2 separate regions of the Mus musculus genome follow, and region 2 is linked to region 1. A link is a loop called in an ENCODE intact Hi-C map of the cell type or tissue named here. Cell type or tissue: heart. All regions are shown on one strand.

Region 1 (2,500 bases):
GCCCTGCAGCTGCTCTCTTCCTGTACTTACCTCCATGGGTATATTTAGAAATAAAACAATTCTAGTTTTGTGATGAAAGGTTTATTGCCCAGAATGTATCAATATAGCTATGTTAGTGAACAGTCAAATGTGTTTAGTTAGCGCTATCAAATGTGAATAGCTTTTCTCTTGGCCATGCTAAGGGTCCCTGTTTGCGATTTCCAGAGGATATTGTAACTAGAGTAGTTTAAATGTGAAGACTGCGCATTTATTAGCAATACAAGTGTGGTGAAAATAATTTAAATTTAATCACAATCCCATTTCTTAGAAGAGACGGGTCGTGGTAATCGCTTGAAACTTGATAGAGTAGAACTGAGTGAGGAAAGCGGTAACTGAAGAAATCCCGAGAGTGAGTTTTGTGTGGGATACTATCTAAAGAAAATCAATATTACATTAAGTGGTAAATCTCTCATGCTCCAACAAAGCACTCAGCTTGTGCATTTAATTAGTAGCAAATTCAATACAACAGCAAATCCCTGGAGACTCGGTTACCACAAAAAGGCTTGAACACCATACCATGCTCAGCCTTTGTAGTGACCCTCTTGCCTGCAGGAATGCATCTTAGCAAGGCTGTACTTCCACTATTCAGACCTTAATCGTGCCCACACCTGTGCACAAATTCAGATGGCTGGCCTTGCAGGAAGGGTGCTACCTTTGATGTTTCACCTGTCCTGGGTGACCAAGTCCAGTGTCAGAACTGCCTTACCATCAGGGTGGCCACTGGTAGAAATGGTACCTTTGTCACTGCCAAGGGATTGTCTTGACTGCTTGTAGGAATGTACAGAGGGCACAAAATGAACCAAAATGAAAATTGATAGCAAGCAAATGGCGTGGGTCTATTGACTAGGGAATATTTAAATATTTTGTTTAGAAAAATGAAAAAGTATTAAACCACCTATTTAAGATAGCTTTCTTTCATACAAGGAGTATAACGCAGTACTTGGACTGTAATATGGAAGAAATGAGGTTTTAATGCAGCCACAAACTCAGCTCTGACTTTGTGGAAAATGGAGATAAAAGTAAAACTCTTAGCAATACATTTTCTTCTCAAGAGGTTTTTCTCTTTCAAGATTGTTACATCAAAAGTTCGGCAGGGGTCCTAAGGTCCTGCAGCGGAGCTTTCGGGTCTTCTCTTCACGGGGAAAGATTTCCACAAAAACAATTTGTTAAAGAAAGAATCCGTTGTATGGTTCAACTCAATAGAAAGAAATATGAAATTCTGGGACAGGTGGGTTCCAGGAATGGCATGGAGCATGCTAGACTGCCTCTTAAGTTTCACGCTACAGCAGCGGCCCCTAGAGGCAGTCAGAAGAAGCCATGTTTTAAAACAAAATAAAACAAAACAAAACAAAACAAAACAAAACAAAACAAAACAAAACAAAACAAACGCTAGCTTGACTTGATTTTTATAGAGATATTAGAGGGAAGAAAACAGAAGTCATTATAGACTGAAGCACCCAGACTGACACTGGATTTATTCAGTTCATTGAAACAGAGTAAGCCTTCAGGACTCTCTGTGCCTGGCTCTATTTCCTGGATCTCTTCATTCCTGCATGGGACACATTATCAACTAAATGCTGGATTGAATTAAAAGTGTAGCTTTCTTATTTCTTAGGTCAATCTGAATATAAATCACTTTTGAATTTTAGGAGCTAATAGGTGCTGAGAAAGCATGTTCTAAGTGACAAGCTTACAAAAATTAGGAAGTTTAATTTTCTAAGCCTAATACCCATTCAGATGGGTATTATAGTGCGAGCAGAAAAGAATGTGGTTGATTTACACAATGTTCTCTCCTGAATACTACAGTGTGCAACAACAACAATCTTAGATGCCTGCTTTTCATCTTAAGTATGCTCTTGAGACTTGCCGTTAACAATCACATAGATTCGTCCCAACTATTCTGCTCTCTTTTCATTCTCTCTGTGGTACTTACCTCAGAGCCATCTCAGGGGCGCCATGAAGGATCCCCCTAGGTAAACGTTTACACTAGTGATCTGCCCAGCAAACCCAGATGTGAACCTTCTCTCTGCTGTTTGCATGCCTATGACCTCATAGACATTCCTAGTCACTATGCTTCCGTTTTCACTACAGAACCTCGATGCCCTGCATGACCACCTCGCCACCATTTACCCAGGGATGCGCGCGCCTTCCTTCAGGTGCACCGATGCGGAGAAAGGCAAAGGGCTCATCCTGCACTACTACTCGGAAAGAGAGGGGCTTCAGGACATCGTGATCGGGATTATCAAGACTGTTGCTCAACAGATACACGGCACTGAGATAGACATGAAGGTAGTGTTCACCCGCTAAGATGTTCCGAATATTGGAACATTTGAAATGATACCTCACTGATTGCTGCTTGTGGGCTACATTAGCGGTATCTGTGAGCCAAAATGGCGAAAACCCCAGAAGTCTTCTCTTTTTGGCCTTGAAATGCATTATACTGGGCGATTTCCCCCTTGCA
Region 2 (2,500 bases), 170 kb before region 1:
CAAGCACCTGAAAGGTGAGGTAAACACCTTGTTTTGTTTGTGACAGGATTTCCAAGATAAATGGAAGCACAAATGGTTGGTAGAGCATGCAAAGAGCTACAGCTGTGTTCCAGGCAGGCTTTGATTACAAAGAAAAGTTCACAGAAGAACCCATTTCGTGACTACTCCTCTGAATAGCAGCGAGAATACATTCAAAGCCTTGTGAGTAATTTGTCCTTTCTTTCCCAGTGTATTCATTTCCTCGAGATACTTGAGGTCTTAATTTCTAAAAATAATTTTTGGAAACACCAAACTAAATGATCTGAAAATTAATTTCAATGTCTTTGTTTTACGTCTTCGATATTGGACAATTATTTATTTGACTATTACTTGAATTATCCTGTGTCCCATGTGCACAGGACACCTCAATGAATAATGTTTGTGTCTCATGCTTTTATACTAGTTCAATGCAGATGCACATAAAGTCAGTATGATGTATGTGTAAATTAAACACTGTGTTACATAAAGGTGCACAAGTTATGAATAGGAGAAAGGCAAGAAAAGTCAGAGGATATGAGAGTAGAATGGGGTGGACAGTTGCTTCTTATATTGGAGAGGAGAGAGGACAGTCATGGTAGACTACTCAGGATGTGGGGGACGAATCTAAGTGCATTGGAAGAAATGAGGGAAGCAAATACCTTGAAGATCACCCCAGTGCAGGAAAGGCTAGCAAGGCCCCACACGTATATTATCGGGTAACAGATGCTATAGCACTGATGGACTGGAGGGAGACACTGATGATATGATTATATTTTGAAAGATATGAGTGTGACTTGACAAAGATGGCCCAGTTAAGATCACTTGCTGTTCCGCAGAGGACCTGGCTTGCTCCCCATTACTGACATAGTGATTCCAAGCAACTGTAAGTCTAATGCTAGAAGATATGATGCCCTCTTCTGGTCTCTGTGGGCACTAAGCACATAGGTGGCACTCATACCTGCATGCAGATGAAAGTTCATCTGCATACAATAAAATAAGTAAATCTTTCAAAAGGTAGCAAGCAAGCAAACAAATCAAAAGGGGGACTTGCAGGGTTTGAAGCAGAGGGATGATGCAATCTGTATGTCATCATAGAGATGGCTGCAGACTGACAGTGACAGTTTCACAGTGGCTGAAGGAGGCAAATACTATAATGTATCCAGGAGCCTTAATTCTCCTTTGAGGCTTGAAGAGGTTCAAGCTAGCTTATTTTAAGAAATAGCCAGGAATTTATCAGAAATCTCAGGGGCAGAATCTTCTGTCCCTTTATGTGAATAAATGTTGCTGCAAGAAAACAAAATGTTTCCCCTTATCTTTTCATAAAGTCCTAGCCACAAAAAGGGGGCGGGGTGGTCTGTCTGCTGATCAGCCACATCTCAGACTGAGGGATCCCAGACATACACATTATTTAGACACACCCTGAGAAATCTATGAGAAATGTATTCTGCCGTGGGTTCCAGCATTCACAGCACCCAGTTATGCTTCTTGCATTATTTAATTTGTCCTTACTGGAATATTAGGTAATCAGAGTTCACATCCTTATGAATTGTTGCCCCCAAACGCCAAACTCGTTTGTAATAAAAAACACATTTCGAGCCATGAAAGAGTCCAGCTGGTTGTACTTGCAAGACATTTTTATCTTCTCAAGAATATTTGAACTTTCTAAGTCTCACATATGAGAGAAGAATGTTTACTGAATTAAAAGTTAATAAAACACGAAGGTGGGCCTATGTGGTAGTCTCTGTCCTCTGCTGTTAGGCTGTGACCAAGGATAAACTGCTCCATAGAGGATTGATCAGATGTAGTGCTGGACAGAAAATGCTTCTGCTTCTTTGATAACAGATGAATAAAGAAATTCAAAACAAAACTCAAGGAAGAAAACAGTCCTCCATAAGCAGTTTAAGATAGAAAGCAAGCCAAGTTCAAGCACATCCAATCCCTGTAGCCATGCCCACATTCCCATAATTCATATGCCTGGTGTACCTGTTTGTAGATGCTGGTACCAACTGATATAAGAACCTCATGGTTTACCATTTATACTCTTTGCTTAACCAATCAATAAATGCATACCAATAAAGAACTAAATATATTCAACATAGAGAATGTTTGGAATCACATTTTGAAAGGTCTTGATCTTTTGCATAATCATGTAAGGTTAGGAAATGATGAGCAATTTATAGCTTTACAACCAATGCAATATCAGATTTTTCTCTCAGTCATTCCTTCTGAGTATTTACCTACATTCTCACTCTCCTCCTCTGCTCACGTTTGAACATTTCAGTGTGAAATAATGGAATTGAGAAGCCATTTTTAATGTTTACTGCCAGTTTGACATGGAACATATTAAAAATGCAAGGAAGTGGTATATCACAGCAAGGTTTTAGAAAGTTGGCTCTAATTTTCTCAGCGCATCATAGGATTATTGCTACTATTGAGTGAAAAAGTGCGTCACGTCTGTTCACACGTGTGTGCAGGTGTACAT

The links. A loop is a pair of places that touch in the nucleus more often than their neighbours do. Peaks named below come from ENCODE experiments on the same cell type or tissue, not always from the same donor. Only the 100,000 strongest peaks of a DNase experiment are listed, where the experiment ranks them.
Region 2: a loop joins it to region 1, with 2.0 times the contacts of the local background. A loop is called at or near these places in 3 of 42 quality-filtered maps.

What each region holds. Positions count from the first base shown.
Region 1 is chr3:82,046,341-82,048,840 of GRCm38, reverse strand. Gucy1b1 (guanylate cyclase 1, soluble, beta 1) reads left to right here. Exons shown (of 14, transcript NM_017469.4): 5 at 2,131-2,328. Among named protein-coding and RNA genes, the nearest start is that of Gucy1b1, 27 kb to the left of the region's middle. In heart, a CTCF peak has its summit at 1,339; no DNase peak of the experiment used is centred here.
Region 2 is chr3:82,213,881-82,216,380 of GRCm38, reverse strand. It overlaps Gm29921 (a long non-coding RNA gene), which reads left to right. Exons shown (of 9, transcript XR_867373.2): 2 at 47-201. Among named protein-coding and RNA genes, the nearest start is that of Gm29921, 22 kb to the left of the region's middle. In heart, no CTCF peak of the experiment used is centred here; no DNase peak of the experiment used is centred here.